6 separate regions of the Homo sapiens genome follow, and all the other regions are linked to region 1. A link is a loop called in an ENCODE intact Hi-C map of the cell type or tissue named here. Cell type or tissue: heart left ventricle. All regions are shown on one strand.

Region 1 (4,000 bases):
GATGACAGTTCACAGGACCTTATAGGTGCCAAACAAGGATTTCTCCTCTCTAATTAGCAGTCCCATTTGATATCAGTGAACCCTTAATAAGAATAGCATAAAATGTGCATTTTGATATAGTATGAAGCAAAAGTTTTTCTTCACTGAAGTGTATGGAAGTGGGTTTAATAATTACCAATGCTCCAGGGGATTGTAAATTTGTATTTATTTATTCTTTGAAAGCTCCCTAGCTCTTCCCCAAAGTATTCTTACACTAAAGAGGGGTTTATTTTATTCATGAGTTTACTTTAAATTCTCCCTTTATTGTTGGAGACTTGCATTTGTTTTCCTGTTATATACTTTACAAAAAGCAACGCTTCTAAGGCGAAATGGTAAATGTGTCCCTCCATTTTTTTTGACCCTTGTTTCACCTGCCACTTCATCTGTGTTTACCCTCTTGTTTCAACACCTGTTTAATTGTGACCTCAGATTTTAAACAGTTTAGATGTGTATAAGAAATACCTGGAAATTTTATATCTCTGAAGAATTTTCCCAGAACATTATGGGAATTCTTTATAAATTTTTCTTTCTAAATATGGAGATTTTACCTTCTTATACATATTATTTAATTTGTACACTTACAATGAAAACAACACAACTCAAATTGTTTTGTCTGAACATGTCACAAAGTCTATGTTGGATGTCATTTTTGTTAGAACCAAAATTAGCTTTATTCAGCTTTATTTGATTCCAACGTAAAGCTAAAAAAAGTGAAGAAATATAATTTTTGTTTGTTTGTTTGTTTCATTGGGACTTTCATTTTATTTCATATTCAATGTGATTATGTGCCTTTAAAATGTTCTCCCTTCCATTCTGCCCTTGTATCTTTGCAGTCATTGTATACAGCAGATTCTAGAAAGTGTTAATCATTGTCACCTAAATGGCATAGTTCACAGGGACCTGAAGGTCAGTATATGGAGTCCATAAATCTGAATCAAAGCAGTTTTATTTTTTTTTCTGGGGAAAGGGCAGAGGGTGGGTATTTAAAATGGTTCCCTTGCCTTTCCCAACTTGTTTCTAAAATGAGTAAATGATGAAATGATAATGCATGATGCCTCTTCCAGTTTGCTCATCTACAGGCTAAATATACATCATAGCAAAAAGGGAAGAATACTAAAGAATACAACCTGCTAAGTTTCCAAGCAGTAAACTACCTACCAAAAGGGATTGAGGAGCAGGCTTTCTTGAATTGCCCAGCATTTGCCTGGAGATAAACTTGGCCTGTGATGTATGTCCGCCTGTAGATTTTAAACACCACTTCTGTTCTGAGACCATGGGTTGCTGTAGCAGAACAACTGGTTACGCATTGCTCCATTTGAGTCTGATGAACCCTTAGGCAAGAGATATTAATTGCCAGCTAAATTAAAGCACAAGAAGTTAATGATTTATCAAAAATTCATTAGGTATCTTAATTTAACCTTAGTGGTGCCCTGACTGTTAATGTGACAGCTTTTAGAACAATACTGGAAAAATGGGAGAGAAAAGGGAAACAATTTATGTGACGGGGTGGAGGCGGAACACCACAGCTATAAAGATTATATTTGTGTTCCACTTTATTTCCTGGAAGAATTTATAACCAGGAAATGATCTCTTGAATGACATAAAGTGTTTTCAAAATGGATTTTTCTAGAACAAATGGACCCACATTCTGGCTCACATCTGGTAAGATCTGATTGTTCTGAGGTAGTAGTCACTCTACTTGAGCAATATGTTTACATGACTGAAGGTGGTACAATACAACCCCAGTTGTCTGCTAGCTCTGCACTTTAACCCAGTCTCTCTGAGGGTATACAGACAGTGAGTGTAAGCTTGGAACTAACACACGCCCCCTGGTGTTTGCATGCAGTCATTGCATTCAGCAGATCCTGGAGGCTGTGCTACACTGCCATCAGATGGGCGTGGTCCATCGGGACCTGAAGGTGAGTAATGCGGTTGAAGAAGATAAACCACCACACAGTTCCTAATGACTGTTCAGCTGCAATTATGCCTGTAAAGGCAAAAATATGAGCAATAAAGTTGTGTGGACTTATTCCAGCACGTTACTCAGGAACTTTCCCTCACCACAGTCTCTCTTATTTCATCTCTAACACACACTTGAGACATATAAATCTTGATTTATCCAGATAGAAATAACTTCCCAACATTAACAATAAATAGGATGCTATATTTCTTTCCTTGTAAGGATGGATATAGCATTAATGTGACTTTCAGTAGGGTTTGATGATCTTCACTCTAAATTTGTTCTGTGTACATTGATCAAACATTTTATATTCATGTGATATATACCCAATATTATGTAAATACTTAGTAAAATTATAAAGTGTGTAGAGATAAAGTTATTAGGTGAAGTTTTAGCCTAAACGATTATGTGCTAAAGAACCTCATTTTGAATTCTGACATTCTCTTTCCCTTAACATTAGTCCTAGGAATTCTGAGGACACTGAGGCCTCTTAGTTTTTTATTTATTTATATTCCTAAAGACCAAGATAATAGTGTCTTCTAAAACTACAGATGTAAAGAAAGCAAAACAAATTTAATCATCAAATAATATTTATGTAGCAAATATATATGGATATCCCTATATACATATTCTCATTTGAATGCCTACTGATACCCTTAAGACTTCACTCAGCTTCTGATACCCTTGAGGACAGAGAATTTTTAGATCATTTAGAAATGAAATAGCTCACAAGGGGAGTACTTTTTCATTAATTTTCCGTCTCCATTTCCCAGCACTCTAGTTTTACCTGTGGAATTTCAGAAAAATAGTGAAGCCTAGAAATCGAAAAGAAAAACTACTGGATGAGTAAAATAGTAAATGTGAGCACTGTATATAGTTTTGATTCTTTCAAACTCAGCATTTTCTAGGCATTAGGACAAAGGTGACAAAGGATAATTTAGAATGTCTAAAACTATGTGTGTTTAGTGAGAGGACCTAGACTTATTTCTCACGTGCAGACTTTTCTGGTTATAAAAAAAATTATAAATCCATATTTCCAGTCACTTAATGTTCTAGAAGACTATATCTCTAAACCAATTACATGAAGATGTGATTTATAAGCAAAACATTGCCTTAGTTTTCTGCAATCTTTTGATTTCATTTAATTCTGAGAGTTTTAAATATCAAAAGCAAAGGTATGGTTAAGGGCATTTTCTTCTGAAGAGCCAAGATCGGACTGTATATCTGCTAACACTTACCAAATGTACCCATTAGTATAAAGCAAAAGCAGTGTGTTTCTTTGAAAATTCATGTATTTTACAGTCACCTCAAAAATTCTTTACTGGCCATTTACAGACAGAGCCCCTTTTGTTACCTCTCAGAACCCACAGCACTACTTTCCTTTTAAGTGAACATATATGAACATGCACATCATTTGTGCAATTTTTTTTCAGACACTTCTATAAATTTATTATTTGAAACATTTTACTCCATGTTATATAACCATAAGTGGACTTTAAAAGCCAAGTATTAAAAAATGTGAATCCTCTTCCATAACTTTAAAGATATTTTTTGTGGAATCGTAATACAGGACTTCTCTAAACATCTGGAATCAGGTGAGCACTTCAAAGACTGGAACTTTAATAGGACATGGGCTGTGAAGAAAAATATATTCTCTGACGTATGAGCTAACGTCACTAATTAAAAACTTAAGCAGATGATTTTTAGGGAGGCTTACTAGCAAAAGAAATAACTTGCTGCATTCCCCACCAGATTTCTTTAAGGCAGGGAAAGTACTTTTGCTCTCCATTCTTATTCTGATTCTGGGAAAGGACAGAAATGAGCTTTTGAGAGAGCTTGTTATAATTTTTTTAGTTGTTGTCTTAGTTTGTGTCAAATTGCTGACTTGGATGGATTTCAGTTGAGTCTGGTTCTCAGTGCTTGCTTCAGTAGGCCATTTCATAAACACACTGAGAGAGTTCAAAACACGTGCATTAGAGGCAGTTGATGAACCTCTTGAAC
Region 2 (4,000 bases), 140 kb before region 1:
AAAGATATCTTTATTTTAAAATTGAGCAACTTGAAGTGTATGTGTGTGTGTGTGTGTGTGTGTGTGTGTATACACATACCTGTATTGTAAATAAGAAAGGTGCTTAATAAGTTTGTCTTAAAACTCATGAAAGCTTGGCGTAAAATCTCACACTAATCACTATGGATGAGAATGGCTCTCGTTGAGAAATAAGGGCTGATGGCTTTTTTCTCAATGATCATGTTAAAAATATATTGAGAGCATTGTAGGACTCCAGATGCTTGGGTTGTGGCTCACAATTTTTACAGAATTAATTTCCAAAATTCTTGATTACTCCAGGAGGAAATTTATTCCAAAAGTAAGCTGTGTGCTTCCTTCTTAAATTTAAAAATTAATGCATCAAAGGTGTAATAAAAATCATCTCTTACAATTAGAGGTCCTAAAGAAATGTTTGAATTATTATGGCAATTAGAAGGGTACCTTACTTAAGATTTTGAGAGTTTTGTTGCTAGCAAAGCAGAGAAATAAAAAGTTAATTACTTTTGTAAGGGAAAACTTGGGAATATAGGTATGTCCCTGTACCTTTTCAGATATGTAAACAATATTTAGGTATTTTTACAGAGAATTGAGAAAAAGTACAGGCACTGACACTACTACAACCATAGTAGAAGACACTACTACAAAGATAGTAAAGGACAACTTTCTATGTAGATAAATATCAGTTATTTGGAGTTTATTATCTGAAAATATTTTGATAATTTCTTCCCATTTCTTTCAAGATAAAAATTAAGTTTTAATAGCAGATATCTTGCTTAGAATCAAGTACATTTTAGTGACTTGGCATTTATTCATTATTCGTTTATTTAGTTTATCACTTTTTTTTTTTTTTGAGACAGAATCTCTTTCTGTTGCCCAGGCTGGAGTGCAAGGCATGATCACGGCTCACTGCAATCTCCGCCTCCCAGGTTCAAGCAATTTTCATGCCTCAGCCTCCCGAGTAGCTGGGATTACAGGCATGCGCCACCACATCCAGATAATTTTGTATTTTTAGTAGAGACGGGGGTTTCACCATGTTGGTCAAGCTGGTCTTGAACTCCTGACCTCAAGTGATCCACCTACCTCAGCCTCCCAAAGTGCCAGGATTACAGGCATGAGCCACCGTGCCTGGCCCTTGCTTGTAGACTTTCATTCTCTGGTTCCATACTCCACAATATTATCAGCCCTATCTCTCAAAAATAGCATTGGTTATATTATAGCATCAATTAATTACATTGACATAAAATTAAAATGTCTCTACTTGTCACTTCTTGTAATATTACCTAATTTTGTTTTTCTCTAATTTTTCATAATTTATACACCTAATTTATTACCTTTCACGGGCTCATGTGTTTCCTATTTAAAGTCTGAAATGTGGCCAGGTGCAGTGGCTCATGCCTGTAATCCCAACACTTTGGGAGGCTGAGTTGGGAGGATCACTTGAAGCCAGGAGTTCAAGACCATCCTGGGCAACATGGTGAAACCCCATCTCTACCAAAAAATATGAAAATTACCAAGTGTTGTGGCGCACGCCTATAGTTCCAGCTACTTGGGAGGCTGAGGTGGGAGGATTGCTTGAGCCCTGGGAGGCAGAGGCTGCAGTGAGCAGAGATCGCGCCACTCCACTCCAGCCTGGGTGACAGAGTAAGACCTTGTCTAAAAAAAAAAAAAAAAAAGAAGTCTGAAATGTAAGTCATTTGTATCTGTTCAAATGATATAAGGTGGTATCAAGCATTCTTACACATGATGGTGGTCTTAGAAAATCATTTAGAGGATGCTAGGAGAAAAATTGAGCTGCCATCTGGAGAGGCTGCTGGATTGGCGACTCCCTCCTATCATTGGTTTACTCTCTCCAGGTGCCTTACTAAAGAGAATCAACAAAGAGAGAAGGACTTTGCTCAGTACCTTCTGCCTTAGAGGCCTGTCTGGTCATCTGCTGCCAGCTCTTTCCAGGGAGAGATGAGGAGCAGCAGGCCTGTGCTCTCAAGCCCTCAGGGAATGCACTGCCTCCAGTGGGACAGAGTGGAGCTGTTGCTTGTGTCATTGCTGCAGCACATTATTTGAAACTGACCTCAAGACTTGGATTTGCTCAGTTTATTTTTAGAAGTAATGACAGTATAGCACTTTGAGGCCTGAATGTTATTTCTAGACAAGAGTAATACTGTTTTTCTGAGAAGTAGAATTTCAGGATTTCAAATGGATTTTTTGGTAAATATTTCTGAAGCTTTTCCAGTAACTGAGACTTTCTGGGCAGAAAGGCAAGATGGGACATAGTGTGCATCCTCTGTTCTTGCTGACCTCAGTATCTCAGAGTGTGACTAGACGCTGTTACCGAGCAGCTGCATAGTCATCTTCTTCCCTTGTTCTGAGCAAGTCCTCTGTTACACAAAGAAGAAAAAAGCAATCATTCTTTTCAGTCATTTACCTTCCAACTTACTAAATTTGAAATTATAATTATACATACAGTACATACAAGGTTGTCTGTAGGGAGTATATTTGTTTTTATGTCTTATATTCTGGCATGTATATGAGTTTGCCTAAGAGATTTGGAGATACATACACATGCATACATACATGTGTCTGACTTTTTATGTAAATATATTTTGTATGACGTGTTAATTTATATGATACATGGCTATCCAATGTGGTTATCTCTACAAAGAAATGTACTCACAGATGCATTTAATTTTTACAGATACAATTTTCATTAGCTTTCTAACTGAAGTCCCTGCCTGTAGACTTTCATTCTCTGGTTCCATTGTGTACTCCACAGTGTCATCAACCCTGATTTTCAAAAACAGCATTCATAGCCAGCAGTTTTGTCTTGCTTCCTATATGCCAGGCACTGTTCTAACTTTTTATATATAAATCTCTCAACAATTCCATGAGGTAGGTGCTGTTAACATCCTCATTTTACAAAAGAAGAAACTGAGGTACAGAGAGGTCAAAAAGCTCACTCTAGGTCAGAAACAATCCTAAGTGGTAAAGTCAGTCTGAACCCAGGCAGTCTAACTCTAAAATCTATACTCTTAACTACTATATTGTGTTGCACACAGAATCTGGTTCCTCGTGCCTCTGATCAAAACCGATATTTCCTGCAGCAGAAAATCTTAACATATTAGCACAGGATTAATTTGTTAGCTTTTTATGTTTTTCCCTGCTCACATTTGAGGTTGTTATCCACAGACAAGTATATCAAACTATTGCTGTTCTCCAAACCTTCCAGATAGTTTTCTGACTCTGTGATGTTAATCATGCTATTCCTTTTATCTGAAATTTACTTCATCTTTTTCTACCCAGAAAACGCCTATTTATTCTTCAAAGCCCATATCAGCCTTCACAACTCTTTTATGCATTGTTGTAAAATTGTATTTTCTCTCATCTGTGTTTCCGTAGCACTTAATAAGTAACTCCGGTTTTGGTGCTTCTTTCATTGTATGGTGGTGTTTATTTGCCCTTAAGTGTCATGTGCTCTTCATTGGGAGTACCATCTCCCCTCTGCTGATTTCATTCAACTGTCTAGTAACCAGATTCACCTCTCAGCCATGTTCCTGTATCATCAGTGCTGCTCTGCGGTGCCCTGTCTGGTTTTCAGTCACAGTTTCCTGTGCAGGTGGTGGAGGATTTTGAAATGCTTGAAACTGAACCATTACACCCACTTGAGATAGTTTCTTTTGTCTGTGTATGATAGGAGGTGGGTGGGGAAAAATAAGTGCACACAGCCTATTACCTGGAGTTGAGATCACCAATTAAATGTCATGAATAGGGTAAGATAACACATATTAGTTGTGTTTAAAATATTTTGCTCCTTAGATTTTTATTCACTCTTCACTTTAATTTAGAAAGGCAGTTTTCAGATGTTGGATGAGCATTGACTAATTTCCAAATACCTTTTTATTTGTTTTCTGCATTATAGATCATGTGACTCAAATGTATTTAGGGTAGCTAGCAGATGATTGAACATGATGAAACTATGAGTCTTTTA
Region 3 (4,000 bases), 63 kb before region 1:
TTATAAATTCCATACTTAAAGTTCCAGAATTTAAAATTTGATGAGAACTGTTGTGCTGTTTCAGGTTGTGAAAATTCATTTATTCATACACGTAATTTTACCTTTGAGCAAACTTCAAAAAGAATGACTGCCAAAATGTATTATAACCTGTTTTCTCAAATGTTTTTCTCATTCTCTTTTTTAAAATTTCTCTCTAAAAACGTCATAGGGACAACTGTAATTAGGCTAATTGCGTCCACTCATATGTGCAGCTTATGGCAATAACAGAGCAGTCATAGAAAGAACGAGGTGCAGTATGCTTCAAAATGCAGCATCTGCAGTGCTGTCAAGGCCAGCCATGCCGTCAGTCTTGAGCTAACAGCTGTGATGAACAGAATGTTGTGTTATTCCTTTGGTGTGAAAATGAATTGACAGTTATTTATAGGGAATAATTAATGTAACATTTTGTAAAAGTAAACATGATTTTCAATCCTTGAGAAACTGTTAAAAAGGAAAAAAAGAATAGGAAATGAAGGATACTTTTGACCAACAGAAAAGGCTTGAAGAGAAATAGATGATGTCTACAACTAAAACACTATCTTCCAGACCGTTTAGACATACCATCAACTCTGAGAATAATAGTTGAAGAGTTAAACATTTTTAAAGGAAACAAACCCATCCTCACAGTAATTGTGAACATGTGGAATGTCTCTGTGAAGACTATAGTATCTACTTTTGTTAATATAGTAAGTAAAAATCATGACAATTTCTTATAATTCTGTTTTTTCAGTTCATTATTTAAAATAAGAGAGTGGAAGGAAGTAGGGTGGGACATAGGAAGGAAGGAATAAAGGAAGGAAGGAAATATGTATATATTAATCCCAAGTAAATATGATGCTGAATATGTGATATGAATAACACATTTATTCATAATCTCGCATGGTCAAATGGCTGGTTAGACATATTAGAGATTATTTTGGAATTGTGTGATGCAAAAGAAGTAAACTTGGCTGAATGATTTGTCTCAAACCCTTATCACATGTTAGCTGGTTAAGTGCTTTTGTATCATGTGTTTGATTATCATGTTTCCATCTGAACAGTAACTCCTGACTTGTTCAAAAAATAATTGATTTCTGAATGATGATATTTAGTATTAATTAGTATTAATAAGTGAATGGAAATAATTTTAAGAAAATGTTATTCCCAGGATAGACAGAAATTATTGCTACTTCTCCAGTTGTACCTGAAATATTCTCCTCTGTTCAGCTGTATACCTCTTCGATCTGGACACCTGAGATCCCACCTGCACCTAAGGCTTTTACCTTCAGACAGTGGAAGAAAGTAATGGTGATTTCCTCCTGGTCAGATTGTAGACTTTACTTTTCAGTTTAACTTTGATAACATGGGAACCCATCTTATTTTCCAGAATAATTGTTATGAGTTCTTTAAGAAGCCATGCCATTATTTAAGTTCATTTGAATACATACTGTATTATAGCTGCTAAGTGAGATATCTCTGAAACTGTGTCATTCAAGAAGCCAGTGAGCTATCATCCATGGCCCAGCTTTCTTTATTGTACTAAATGATCATTAGAAGATGCACCATCAAACCAAACTCTTTATATTCTTCAGCAGCATAAGTTTAAGCAAGGCTAGCAGGCATCTCTGATATTGGCAACGTGAAGAATACCTTTCACACCATTAAAGTGATGGAAGAATTGCTTATGTAGCCATCTTCTTATTTTATTTATATACATTGTGTGTGTGTGTGTGTGTGTGTGTGTGTGTTATGTGTATATATAACATATATATAGCTATCTTTGGTGAAAATTTCCATCCCAAAACCTTCTATAGTAAATGCTCAAAAACAATTTGATGAAAGACCATCTACTATGTGCCAGATCTCTGTGTGGGATGCAAGACTTATAAAATATGGTTCCTGTTGGGCAGTATTGGTGACGAGACTATATACTGAAGAAGGGAAAGGTATTAAAGGTAGTAAATAAAGATAAAATATGCTGCATGAATGACCTCAAGGGTGGCACTGTGACAAGTAAGATAAGCGTGGCAGGGCAGCGGGGACTGCAGTGTGCTTACATTTCATGCACTCAAGAGCTAAGTAGAGGGTCTGAGACTGAACTGTTGGCTGCATTCCCAGTCACCTACAGTATAGGCCTCCTCCTCATGTTAATAACAATAGAAAATTCATATTTTACAAACTATAATCTATCTAGAGAGGGATTCAGAAAATATTTTAATAGGAGGCCAGGAATGAGATCCAAAGGGGATGGAATTAGATGATAAAGCACAGAGATTATGTTAAGTCTATGAGCCTGGGCATTGAATGAGTACTACAGTCTCCTTGTATAAATAATTTTAGTTTGTGTGATAACCTGAATGTTCTTATAAATTCACATTTTCCATGTGGTGGTCATCAGTGCATGGGAAACATAACAGGTTGTAGTAGAAAATCATTATTATTTTGTGGTGACTTTTGTAAAAGCAGTTGTGTCCTAAAACTTTGTTGCTTTCCCTGCCTTCTTTTGCTCCCAGTGAAGATCAAGCCACCACTTCAAGTGATTTGGATACACAGGAAGAATTCACTGGGGCTACCAGAGGTTGGAAGGTGGGAAAAGGGAGAGGAGCAGAAAGAATAACTATTGGGTACTAGGCTTGGTACCTGGGGGACAAAATAATCTGTACATCAACCCCCGTGACATGAGTTTACTTATGTGGCAGACCTGCACATGTACACCTGAAGCTAAAATAAAAGTAAAAAATAAAAATAAATAAGCAAAAAAAAAAAGAATTCACTCTCTATGAAGGATAACTGGGACAAGGTGTGGGGCTTATGAACAAGTAAATAGCAGATACAGCGGTTTGTAGTTCTACATGTGTGATTTAGTTTAGAGTTATCAGTTAAAGTCTGGCTCATTGAAAATTTTAAAGTGGCATTAATTTGAGAAACTAGTAAATTATTTTAGCAAAAGTTCAAGCTGTACATTTTGGGCTAATGACTTGGTAAATGGATTTGGGTGACCTGAGTAAATAAGTAACATAACAAAAACTGTGTTTTGCCAGGTTGGCCAGGGAGTGCCACCTAGAACTTCTTGGACAAAAGGGAGAACACAGGGAAACCATTTCCTAGACTTGGAATCATTCCTCTTACTGTCTGTTGTAGTGACCAAGCATGAGTTGGTGAAGACTTGGACTAAGGTGATAGCAAAGAGAGTGGCAAGGAAGTGAAAGAATTGCCAGAACCTGGTAACTTTGAGTATATGGATATATATTATAATGATCCTTAACATTTGTTTAGTATTCACCTCAAAATTTGTGGATTTTTATCTCATTTAATCTCAACCATTTTATAAAGCATAGGTACTAATATCATTACAAGTTAAGCAGTTTTTTTTTAAGATCACATAGTTACCAGTTTTCAGAACCAGTACCCAAACCTTAGTTCTATCTGAACTCAAGCTATGTTGTAAAAGATACGGACGTATCAAAGGCTAAAATAAAATGTAATGCCAACATTTCTAGCTAGGAGACATATGTCCATGTGAAGTGGGGTTTAACGTTGATCGTTGGAATAGGTATAACACAATTTTTCTTCTCTTATTTTTTTCTAGTGCGACTTCATGATAGCATATCAGAAGAGGGCTTTCACTACTTGGTGTTTGATTTGTAAGTATATACTCTGTATTCATTATTTTTGCAATCTAATTGAGGACCGTTTTGAATTAATGATTTTTCTCACTGTACAGTCCAAATTACTGACTGCTACAATATTTTTTAATGTTCAAGTAACATTCAACTCTAATTCTTTTGAAAAGAGGATACTACTCAGCATTGTTTTATTTACAATTTAATTTAACCTTAATTTGAATTAACCTTAACCTAAGTGAAATAGTTATTTCTCTTTGCATTGTCCGTTGTGATGTCATGAGTGGTTCTCAATTCTACCTTGTAGCACAAAAATGTTTGACATAAGCAAAATTTTCCATTTAATTTTTAAGAGTATG
Region 4 (4,000 bases), 150 kb after region 1:
CAGGCTCTCCCCACTGTCCAGGAATGTTAGTTGAAAATCCTGGCATGAATGGAGAGAGAAATGGAATGTACTTCAGGGAAATACCGAATTCTACTGAAGGTTATTTCAGTTTAGGCTAGAAAAAGTTTAAGCATATTTTTTAGGCAAAGAGGAAGAAATTTATGTTTTAGAGAGATAAAAGGATTAAGAGGAGGTGGGATGAGATGCTATTAAAAACATAGGTCAAGGAGACATTTCTAAATGTAGAAAATTATGAGGGTTAAAGTATTTTGAGCATTGATGCCATATATCCTGGTGAATAGAAGGGCATCCATTTTAGTAAGACATTTTACAAAAAAAGCACCAAAGGTTGGAGGCAGATCCAAAGACTGGTTTGCAACCAGACAAAAGCCAGCAGAGCTGACTCTAGAGGGGTCAATGATTAACCCTCAGGCATAATATTAGCCTGAATCCCGAGCACCTGCGAAAAGAAGCAGTTTTAGCATCAGCAAGAATGTTTTCAATCCAGTGACTCCCTGGTGTATACAAGGTGTTTCTGCGTAAAAGTTATGTGACTCTAACTTTAATTATTTCTTCAAAAATTGATAAGTAGGCCGGGGATGGTAGTTCACAGATTGCTTGAGCCCAGGAGTTCAAGGCCAACTGAAACTCCATCTCTACAAAAAAAAAAAAAAAAAAAAAAGCCAAGAACGGTGGTGCATGCCTGTAGTTTCAGCTACTCAGGAGGCTGAGTGAGGTAGAAGGATCACTTAAGCCCAGGATGTCGAGGCTGCAGTGATTATGCCACTGCACTCCAGCCTGGGCAACAGAGCGAGACCCCGTCTCAAAAAGAAAAATCAATAAATAGCTACTTCTCTACTTTCACACGAGTTGTTAATGCCTCCAGTAGATATCAGGACTCAACCACACAGTATTGGTTTTGACAATCCTACGCCTCTGCAATTAAGATCTAATTCTGGCTCTCAAAATTACCTGTCTGTACCTAAAGATGGTTAATACAGTTTTCAGCATCCAACAGTACCTGGGAAAAATGACTTAAAAGATAACAAAAGAATTGTCATTGCAAACAGTTAAATGAACCCAGTCAGAGAATTATTTGAAGTTATCCAAAACCATTAAGGTCATTGGCAAGAAAAAGAAATAATCTATGTAAAACGCAGACTTGTTAAAAGTCCTCATAGCAAAGGTTTGGAAAGTCTGCATTCACACCTTCATGTACCCTTTCAGTAAATAATTATTATCTACTATATTCCAAGTACTATGCTATACCTTAGAGTACAAAGATGAAAACAGAGAAAGGATCTGACATAAAAGAGCTGAATTCTGGTTGGGAAAACAACAAAGTGAATATACTACAGTGAGATTGTCGCTGAAGTAGAGAGACGCAAGAAAGAGCACCTTAGACGACCTTGTAGAGACAAGAAAACCTGTGGGGAGACCATACTTGGGGTGTTTCTTGGAAGAGCTTCTCACGGGTTGGGGAAGAAACATTTCAGGGAGCAGGTGTGAGAACTGCAGTGGAGCAGGAGGCAGCTGCGGAGGGCACACTGCCTGAGGCTACACTCACCGCTGGTGGGGTTTGAGAGGTGGATGTTGGGGAAGGGGGCTGATGGAGATTAGCCCAGAGATCAACAGTGGTTGTAAATTATTATTTGCTTTTACGGTAAGTAAATATTACTTAAGTAACAAGGTATAGGATGTAATTATGTGATTCTGTACCCCAAAACGCTCACAAGAAAGTCATTTTCTGTAAGGGAAAAACTGTGAATCGCCAGCCAGATGCAATTATTACCATTTTCTTAGACATTTTATTGCCTTTCATCGCACTAATAGTTCCTAGTGTAATGGAGCTGTTACAAATGTGACCCTACCATTCTGGACCTATCTTTCTAACCGTGAGAGCTTGGACAAGTTACTCTACGTCTGTGTACATCACCAACCTCATCTGCAAAGTGGACACCAGAACCGCACTTACCTCAACAGGAGTGTTTTGTAAATGACAATGCCAGCAAAGTGCTTAGAGCAATATTTGGCTCATAAGAGGCTCTCAAGAACCGTTAGCGATGTTTGAAAGAAGGAATAATATCTAAACACATTTGAACTTAGTTTTTGTTTGTTTGATGGTTGAACTTTAATACAGTTTAACTTAATGGGCACTATGAGAATACAACTATGTGTTAAAATCGAGGCCTGTTAGAGCTGGCAAAGGTTTTAGAGTCAGCCAGTCCACAAGTCTCTCCACATTTTACAGGTGAAACTGTGATCTAGAAAAGTTCAGCAATGTTTCCAGTTACAAAGCTAAGGAGCTCGGAAAGTTCCAGTCTAGTGTGGAAGCCACTCCTAAGGCAAATGACTGATTGTCTGCTGCCCTCTAGTGGCTAGTTTGGGAAATTATCTTCTATACGGTAAGAAATGACACAGTACCACAAGAGCCGTTTATTTGCAGAAGGCTCACCAGGCAGGTTACAAAGTCTGCATGTGTTGTCTCTATAATGCAGTGTAAGTCAAAACTACTGGATGTTTTTATTATTTATATTTACAAGTAACTGCATTTTTTTCATACAAATCATGTAAGGTATTGCTCTTTTTGAGTATTTACAGCTTTCCTATGTTTAACTCACCTCTCCAATTATTTAAAACCAAAGTGTTGTTTATATATTAACAACATTTCACTGCCAGTATCTATTTCTGTTGTATTTGATTATTTATAACTAGATCATCTACCCTTCCTTTAAATAGCATATGATTAAAGAGAAGATAAAGAAGAAAGACAAACAAAGAAGAAATGAAGGAAGGAGGGAAAGAGGAAGAAAGGAAAGGGGGGAAGGAAGGAAGGAGGGAAGAAAGGAAGGAAGGAAGGAAAGAAGGAAGGAAGGAAAGAAGGAAGGAAGGAAGGAAGGAGGAGAGGGAGGGAGGGAGGGAGGAAGGAAGGGGCAAGAAAGAAACTACATAGTACTTGATGAGTCTCCCTTTTTATAGAGACCTGGAGAACAACTATGAATAAATCCACATGTTTACACATAAATTACATTTTACACAAATGTGAGTACGTGCTCTGCCGCCTCCTCTGGACCTTACTTACTCATATAAGATATATCTTTTTTTTTTTTTTTTTTTTTTTTTTAGACTCTCTGTTGCCCAGGCTGGAGTGCAGTGGTACGATCTCAGTTCACTGCAAGCCTCAGCCTCCCAAGTAGCTGGGATTACAGGCATGCACCATCACGCCCAGCTAATTTTTATATTTTTAGTAGAGACAGGGTTCCACCATGTTGGCAAGGCTGGTCTTGAACTCCTAAGCTCAAGTGATCTGCCCTCCTCGGCCTCCCAAAGTGCTGCAATTACAGGCGTGAGTCACCACGCTCGGGCCAAGACATATCTTGAAGATAACAGCTATACATGTTCCATTATGCATCCTGTTATAGATATAAAATTTGAATATTTTTACTATGATTTTTTAAAAGGTACAATATCTTCCTTTTGCATGGAGATGATCAATAAATTCCTTATAGTAGAATTGTTGAATCAAAGGAGTTTCTAAATGTTTAATTCTGAAAGGTGTTGTCTTCGTGCATTATTTTTCATTCCCACTGGCCTATGAGTGCCCCGTTTTCCCACTCTTGGGCGACCACTTGGTCTTATAAAAGTTGTAATTATTTCGAAATTGATGGGTTAAAAAGTTGCATCTTAATGTTTTGATTTATGATTTCTTTCATTATCGATGAGACCAGGATATTTTCCCAGGTAAACAAGTCATTTGAATGTTTTTGTGTGCCTATGTGAACAGCTTGTTCATATTTTTTGCTTTTTTTTCTGTTAAATTGTTGGCATATGAGACTTTTTTGGACAGTAAATTTATGCTTTTCCATTTATCTTTTAATTTAGCTTATAATATTCTTTCTGCATGGAAAGTTAAAATATTTATATGGTCAAATGTATTATTTTTTTCCACCATGATTTTTTTCTTGCCTACAAAGATCTTCCTAACCAAAGGTAATAAACC
Region 5 (4,000 bases), 85 kb before region 1:
GTGTACTATTTTGTGAAGATAATTACAAGGCTAGGTAATGCATATTTTAGGTAAAGAGAGTCTGGCCTTCTAGGCTTCCAAAGATCCTATAAGTTCAAGTCCTTGGTACCTCTGTATTCTAGACAGATCTTGGGGGAATGCCTTGGCTGCATTCACAGATAGATAGTAATGTAAGTTCCATGAGGTTTTGTTTCATGACTGTTTATTTACTTTTGATTCTCCAATACCTATAAAGTCTCCTGGCACAGAATCAATGCCCAAGAAATAGATGTCAAATTAATATGTAGAAACAAAAACGCTCTAGTGCTAATTCTACCTCAATGTCATATGCAATTTTGAGGGAAGCAGACACTGAATGAGTATCTTATTTCTGTGAAAGCAGCTTGTAATTGATTTACAAATGTCATTCCTTGGACCTGTGACTGCCAGCATTGGACTCTGTGTCCTTTTATGCTCAATAATGCTTTTTCCCTCTCCTCATTAAATTCTGGATTTTTCTTACCTACTTTTCTCTCCCTACCAAAGAAATAGATAAAATACCATGCTCTTCATTTTATTGGTGGGTCAGTATTAATTGCCCAATTCTGTCTTTGCTTTGAAAGAATTCTTGCCTAAGAGGTCTCTCTCTCCATAAAGTCGATACCTTTTCCAGTTTCCCAGACAAGCCTGAATAAATATGTCAGAACCTAGCAGTGGACAGGGCTATGAATGATTCAAAACTGTCTATTCCCTACAACGTGTAAATGAAAATATAGACAGCTGTACAGGATCAGAATAGGGGAGAAGGAACAGGGAAACCTGGAAGGCTGCTCTTTTGTGAACAACAGCCTGGAAGGTTGGGAAATGATTTTCAGTGTTTTGTGGGACTGTACTACAGATTGGACTATGCCATCTACTTGTGCTAAAAAGCACAAAAGTCTTTTAAAAGCAAAGGTGACAAAAGTCTTTTAAAAGCAAGTAAAGACATTCTCCAGAAATATTTTTAATAAAACATGCACAATAATGCTGCTTTTTCCAACTATTGTGTGGTTGTAAGTTTTTGAACCTAATTCTTCAAATTATAACAACTACTAAAGATTTATCAAATGTAAATCCTGTGCCAGGCATGATGCTCAACCCTCTGATGGATTGTCTTGTTTAGCAGACACAGCTAGCACATTATATTATGTACATTTTTACAAATTGAGGGAAAGAAGGCAGAGATGCTAAGCACTTTGCCCACAGTTACCCAGTAAGTGGCTGAGCTGGTACTGCATGCCAGGTATCCTGCTTGTGGAGCCAACAGTCACTTCTGTACTATCTCAGTGACAGCTATGGAGGCCTGGGATTATTTTATTTATCCTATTGGAAATGACAGTTGTAGCAATGACTAAATATACTGTGACATTAATTCCCCCTGGAAGTGTAATTTGATTATGTTTGGTAAACTGAATGAGTGCCTGATCTCTATGAATGCAGCTTTTAATTGATTTACAAATTACATTATTTGGAGCAGTGACTGCTGGTATTGGACTTGGTGTCCTATTGCACTCTTTGTTGCTATTGTTTTCTTTCCTGCATTGACGTTGTTTTCTGTATTAAGCTGCCTGAATCATGTCCTTTGAAAATATTAATACCTTTTTGAAGAAAACCAAGGAATTGTGGTAACTCCATGGTGAGGTAGCCTTTGAGTGGAAATAACCAAAAATTACCTGCAGTGGGAATTACCTTTTGGTTATTGTGCATAAAAATGGCAGAGATAGATAAATGGATAGGTAGATAATGTTTTCTTAAATTTATTTGTATACATAGATAATCTCACAGCCCATGAAGACTCAACATATAGGCCTTTTAATGCCTACGTTTAGTTTCCTCGTATTGATTTACTTGCAAATTTTCTAATATATTCTTCAGTAGAATTTACTTTATAGCTTTATGTCCAGATTATCTTGGCTTTTGCCTTTGGATAACAAAACAACTATTCCTTCATTTGAAGCAGATAGTTAAGAAAACAAATTACCTTTTGAAAACCATAAGGCTGACTTTATGCCTAGGAATAGATTATTTCTCAGTCCTAGGGAAATATGCATTGAACATTATTTTATGATGCTTTTTAGTACTTTGAGATTCAGTTCAAGCTGACAAGGACCTAAGTATTGGATCTGAAACTCCTCACATTCTGTTCTGTTTCTCCCTGAAAGCACCTGTCAGTGTCTATAGACTTTGAAACCAAGATTTAACAGGGTAACATTTACTGACTATATTATGCTACATTATGTATAATAGTATGACAGGACAATGACTTACAGGTCATATGAATATTATTAGCTCTCTCTGCCTCCTTTGATTTTTTTCTTTTTTTTTTTTAAACTGAGCTACTGCACTCCAGCCTGGCAGAGTATCTCTCTATGGGGTATCACCCAGGCTGGAGTGCAATAGCACAATCAAATAATACACACACACAGGCCGGGCGTGGTGGCTCACACCTGTAATCCAAGCACTTTGGGAGGCTGAGGCAGGTGGATCACCTGAGGTCAGGAGTTCGAGACCAGCCTGACCAACATAATGAAACCCTGTTTCTACTAAAATTACAAAATTAGCTGGGAGTGGTGGTGCATGCCTGCGATTCCAACTACTTGGGAGGCTGAGGCAGGAGAATCGCTTAAACCCAGGAGACAGAGGTTGCAGTGAGCCAAGATTGTGCCATTGCACTCCAGCCTGGACAAGAGCGAAACTCCATATCAAATAATAATAATAATAATGATAATACACACACATATAGAATGAGAGGGAATTTATGAGAAGTTTGATATTTCATTGTTTTGGATTTGGAGAATGTTTCCACTTAGATCAGGAACCTCTCTATTCACATCATATAGGCTTTGATTGTATAATAAGTGATAGCAAGTATTGTTAGCCTGTAACTTCTTAAGCCAAAGCTCCTGAGGGAGGATCATAAATACATATGCCTATCATTTTCCCAATTCTACATAATACTGTTTCAACTAACCAAAGCAGGCTTGTATCTACAATTTCATCATTGGAGTCCCTATTCTCTTACATTTTCCTTCAAAACTTTCAAGTGTATGTAAACTCTATAAGGACACATTATTTTCACCATCATAGTAGTAAAGCATGCTCATCATCCAGAACACTTGTTTCTTCACTTAGTGTTGACGTGTATCTACTTTCTGAATTAATTTTCAGGTTCTGTTGCTAATTGCAAGCAGGTTTATGGTGCCACATTTTTACCACTGCACCCTGTGCTCATTGATCTCCCTGAAGCTCTAGTTCAGTTCCAACCTAATGAAAAGCAAATAGATGCCAACGACAATAGTTACCCAGCTAACATTTTGGTTTTGGTCTGGGTCATCCTTCTGAGGCGTATGACTTGCTGTTTTGTATGTTGGTGTGTAGAGAGGAGCCGATGTGTTCCAGAAGCCCTACATCTAATGGGCAATAACTCACAAAATCACTAGCTAGCAGATTCTCACAGTTAAAGGGCGAATGTTCATTGAATATTGGAAATGTCAACTGCAGCCTGTCTGGGTGATGTTTAAAATTATCAATGTACCACCTTCAACATAATAATTCCCTACATTTTCTTTGCTTTATTTTTTATTTTAATTTTTAAAAAATGGAGACGAGGTTTTGCCATGTTGCCCAGGCTGGTCTCAAGCTCCTGGGCTCAAGTGGTCCTCCTGCCTTGGCCTCCAAAGGTGCTAGGATTACAAGCATGAGCCACCATATTCAGTCTACAATCTCAGCTGAACCATTCTCTGCTCACAAATAGCACTAGTGATAGGAGATAAGAAGAGGTGATTTTTGAATGGCCTAATGTAAAAGACCATCACAGACTTTAGAATACCAATTTGTGGCTCTGGTTTAAATGAATAGATAGCCCCTGGACTCCATTAGTACAACTGAGGGGCTGGATTGTAATTGTTTTCTGAAGTCCCTGTCACTTCTGAAATTCTGAGATTTGATTTTTTTAATATGTCGTGATCCATGATATGTTACA
Region 6 (4,000 bases), 360 kb before region 1:
AAGCAAACACCTTTCAGAATATGGAAAATTAGTTATATTCTTCCTACATAAATATCCAAGTGATATTTGATTTGTAAACTACAGTCTCTTGCATTTATTTCCTTCCCTTCAAAATATGAATTTCTACTCCACTATTGGCCTATTTTTTACTCGCTAACCATTCTGGACTTTAAAGTCTGCATAAAAGTATTAGTATTCATATTTTATCCCACTTACAAGAGTACATTAAATATGTAATTAGGTTAAAACAATAACATCTTAGACAATATTTTCAGACAAAGAAGAATTCATAGACTATAGTATCCAGCACCCAGTAATACAAATTAATACAAAAAATTATATACCTTCACATATTCTAATGCCAAGCTGAAAGGTCTACTTAGCATTTTTCTTTTAAGTTGGCAGTAAAGTGAGAATGATGGTGATTGCTTTTAACAGATTTGGCAACAACTCTAGGTTTACTATTATTCATGTGGAATTTTCTTCACATGGTAGCCAGACTGTGACAAAAAAACTTACTAAATTTCAAAATTATTTTATTTTTTAGCCAAGGTAATACAAGCATTTGGAATATATTATATGAAAAATCTATTTTTAAACTAATTTCATATTATACAAATAAATGTTAAATATATAATCGATGTTTGTGGAATCTTCCCTATGAAATATCTGTAAATGATATTATAAACTTGGTACTGTGAAGCTGTTCTGATGTTAAATGGAGACGCTTTACTGACACATTGAGCAGTAGTCTTTGACTCATGGATTCTTATAGTTAGGAAGAAGCTTAGAGGTGTAGTACTCTGTTCTCATGCTGCTCTAAGGATATACCTGAGGCTGGGTACTTTATAAAGAAAAGAGGTTTAATTGACTCACAGTTTCACAAGGCTGGGGAGGCCTGAGGAAACTTAACAAACATGGCAGAAGGGAAAGCAAACACATCCTTCTTCACATGGCGGTAGGAGAGAGAAATGAGAGCCAACCGAAAGGGGAAGCACCTTATGAAATCATGGGATCTCATGAGAACTTACTATCACGAGAATAGCATGAGGAAAACTGCCCCCATGATTCAATTACCTCTCACCAGGTCCCTCTCACGACATGTGGGGATTATGGGAACTACAGTTCAGATGAGATTTGGGTGGGGGCACAGCCAAACCATATTAGAGGTCATCTAGCACTTCGTTTCCAATTCAGGAATCCCTTTTACAAAATCCTTGGCAAATGCTTATCTAGCCTGTTTACTATTTTTTTGTTTGTTTATTTTCTTTTTTAGAATGTTATTTTCCACAATGGGTTGAAATCAGCCTCTTTATAATATTGACCATTAGTCCTAATTCTATGCTTTGAAATAAAACAGAGAGGAGTTGAACTATCCACCACTCTCCAGGTTATAAAAGCAACAAATCTAGAAATCATTCCTAATTCTTTTTTTTTCCACTCCTTCTGTACTTCTCTCACTGATTTAGTCCTATCAGTTCTAAATCTAAATATACATTTCATCCATCTACCTCTTTCCATTTTTACTGCCACTAGATGGTAGTCCAAGCCACCATCATCTTTGACCTAGACAAATCTAAACAATCTCTAAACAATCTCTTCTAAACAATTAGAAGAGATTGTTTAGAAAAATTCTTTTCTAAACAATCTGTGTTTCAATTCTCATCTTTCTAAAATCCACTTTCTATACCAGTGGTCTCCAAATTGGAATACATACACCAAAGGGTAATGCAAGATGATTCATTGGGATGCAAAAAGAAATAAAAGAAATTCTACTTACATTTATTTTTATCTCATCCCCTTTAATTTCTATTCTGTGTAAGTTTTATAATGTTCCTAAATTAATACAGTATGCATGAGTGTAATTTATAAATAAGTAAACGTGCATATATTAGGGGAACATGCTTAAATATTGAATACTATTTTTCAGATGTGTTCTAATTAACATAATGGGATTATTACTCGTCAGAATTTGCACACTGCCTTTATATAGATTAATTACAACTATAGCTCTCATTTGTCTCTTGCTTTTTATTAAATTTGTAGTCTGATATATTCAACTTCTCAGATCCATTTATGTAGTCTTATATAGCTGACGTGTAAAAAATGGATTTTTAAATAAAATATCTTTTATTTATCCCAGTTAGATTTTCTTACATCTTGTTTTAAATTTTGAGACAATCTTATAGAAAAATTGCAAGTGCAGCACAAATAGCATTTTTCCTGAATTAAGAGTTAAGAGCCAACGTGATGTCCCATCACCCTCAATACTTTAGTATTTCCTACCAACAAGAGTATTCTCCTGTGTTAGCCACAAAACCATCAAAATCAGGAAGCATTGTTATTCCATTTTAATCCTGAGATCCCATTTAAGTTTTGCCAGTTCTCTAAATACGTTCTTTATTGAAACTATTCCAATTCAAAACCACATATTGCATTTAATTGTCATGTCTCCTTAGTCTCTTTCTTTTAATTCCTTCCAGTTTTTATTTTAGGATCTAGGGGTTTACGTGCAGTTTTGTTACATGGATAAATTGCATGTCACGGAGGTTTGGTGTACAGATATATCGTCACCCAGGTAGTGAGCATACTACCCGATGGGTAGTTTTTCAAGCCTCACCCTTCTCCCACCCTCCATCCTGAAGTGGGTCCTGGTGTCTTTTGTTCCCTTCTTTGTGTTCATGTGCAATCAAAGTTTAGCACTCACTTATAAGTGAGAACATGTGGTATTTGGTTTTCTGTTTCTGTGTTAATTCACTTAGGATAATGGCCTCCAGCTGCATCCATATTACTGCAAAGGACATGATTTTGTTCTTTTTTATGGCTGTATAGTATTCTGTGGGTTATACGTACCACATTTTCTTTATCCAATCTCCTATTTATGGGGATTCAGGTTGATTCCAGGTCTTGCTGTTTTGAATAGTGCTGTGAGGACTTATTTTCTGAGTTGTTTTTCTTTCTTTTCTTTACTTTTTTTCAACTAAATGAAACACTCCTACCTGCCCCACAGACTTGTGGAGGCCAGAGAAGAGCATATCAGTAAAAAAAATTTTCATATTATATTCACTTTCATTAAAGTGTAAGATTATCATTCTTACCCCCAACTAAAGTGCTAACATACAGTTGATTTTTCATTATTTTATTGAAAAAGAATAATAGGCAGCCCTTTCAAATGCTAAATCATTCCTAAGCTATTTACCTAATGCTGATCCTTTTTAAAAAAAGACAATGAAGCTAACTTGGCAGGACTTTTCTTTTTTGACTTTGTCCCATTTGTTATTTTTGAAATGCTTACAAATCACATACTTTAAAAAAATCATTCTCAAATTTTTCTGGGATCAACATAAGTCTCACTATCCGGTTTACAAATCCTTCCTTTCTTTAATTGGAAAGTTAGAACAGATTTGCTTCTCAAGACTTCTGGCATCTTTCCTCTGCTCCTTGATTTTTCAAAAAGTACTGATATTAACTCTTAAAAAGAACAGAGAGTGCATCGGACTTTGCCACTGTTGATCAAGAATCAGTTTCACAGCCTGGTGGGGCAGGTTGAGGGTGCTGGGGAGAAAACCACAACTTCTCTACATCTCTATTTTCTCATCTATAAAATGAACTTAAAAAATCTGACTTCTCACTGTTGCAGTGAAACTTAAATGCAATAATGCATATAAAAAATCTATAAATTAAAAAGCGTTATGCAAATGTTAGTGACACCGATTCAGCATTCTGGGATAATTGTTAAAGCTATCGCTGAATAAATATACCTTCCTTACTAGACTCTGCTCCCTTCCAATGCTTGCAGCAACCCAATATGTATTATTATCCCTATTTTACAGATGAGGAAACTGAGGATCAGAGGGATTAAGTACTTCCCAAAACCATACAGGTAATAAGCAGTGGAGCAAATTCAAACCCAGGTCTGTTTGATTCCAAAACCTACACCCTTAACCCACACCCCAAATTACCTGAAACTTCCTCCTATTCCACCATAGAGGCTGGAACT

The links. Hi-C counts contacts between places; a loop is a spot of excess contacts. Peaks named below come from ENCODE experiments on the same cell type or tissue, not always from the same donor. Only the 100,000 strongest peaks of a DNase experiment are listed, where the experiment ranks them.
Region 2: a loop joins it to region 1, with 2.9 times the contacts of the local background. A loop is called at or near these places in 38 of 110 quality-filtered maps.
Region 3: it touches region 1 in a loop (1.9-fold over the local background); 7 of 110 quality-filtered maps call a loop at or near these places.
Region 4: it touches region 1 in a loop (2.9-fold over the local background); 51 of 110 quality-filtered maps call a loop at or near these places.
Region 5: it touches region 1 in a loop (2.8-fold over the local background); 24 of 110 quality-filtered maps call a loop at or near these places.
Region 6: a loop joins it to region 1, with 2.9 times the contacts of the local background. A loop is called at or near these places in 18 of 110 quality-filtered maps.

What each region holds. Positions count from the first base shown.
Region 1 is chr4:113,545,602-113,549,601 of GRCh38, reverse strand. It overlaps CAMK2D (calcium/calmodulin dependent protein kinase II delta), which reads left to right. Exons shown (of 21, transcript NM_001321571.2): 6 at 1,886-1,958. Among named protein-coding and RNA genes, the nearest start is that of CAMK2D, 210 kb to the left of the region's middle. RefSeq lists silencers at 1,690-1,779, 1,790-1,959. In heart left ventricle, a CTCF peak has its summit at 1,877 (motif pointing left); a DNase peak (open chromatin) is centred at 1,901; H3K27ac peaks cover 883 bases.
Region 2 is chr4:113,682,931-113,686,930 of GRCh38, reverse strand. The region is part of intron 2 of CAMK2D (calcium/calmodulin dependent protein kinase II delta); the gene reads left to right. Among named protein-coding and RNA genes, the nearest start is that of CAMK2D, 77 kb to the left of the region's middle. In heart left ventricle, a CTCF peak has its summit at 2,033; a DNase peak (open chromatin) is centred at 2,010; H3K27ac peaks cover 2,648 bases.
Region 3 is chr4:113,608,814-113,612,813 of GRCh38, reverse strand. CAMK2D (calcium/calmodulin dependent protein kinase II delta) reads left to right here. Exons shown (of 21, transcript NM_001321571.2): 4 at 3,608-3,662. Among named protein-coding and RNA genes, the nearest start is that of CAMK2D, 150 kb to the left of the region's middle. In heart left ventricle, no CTCF peak of the experiment used is centred here; a DNase peak (open chromatin) is centred at 2,043; H3K27ac peaks cover 2,435 bases.
Region 4 is chr4:113,393,269-113,397,268 of GRCh38, reverse strand. The region is part of intron 3 of LOC105377374 (a long non-coding RNA gene); the gene reads left to right. Among named protein-coding and RNA genes, the nearest start is that of MIR8082, 240 kb to the right of the region's middle. In heart left ventricle, CTCF peaks have their summits at 2,173 and 2,375 (motif pointing left); no DNase peak of the experiment used is centred here.
Region 5 is chr4:113,630,966-113,634,965 of GRCh38, reverse strand. The region is part of intron 3 of CAMK2D (calcium/calmodulin dependent protein kinase II delta); the gene reads left to right. Among named protein-coding and RNA genes, the nearest start is that of CAMK2D, 130 kb to the left of the region's middle. In heart left ventricle, no CTCF peak of the experiment used is centred here; no DNase peak of the experiment used is centred here; H3K27ac peaks cover 2,850 bases.
Region 6 is chr4:113,906,579-113,910,578 of GRCh38, reverse strand. All of the region lies in intron 1 of ARSJ (arylsulfatase family member J), which reads left to right. Among named protein-coding and RNA genes, the nearest start is that of ARSJ, 71 kb to the left of the region's middle. In heart left ventricle, a CTCF peak has its summit at 1,540 (motif pointing right); no DNase peak of the experiment used is centred here.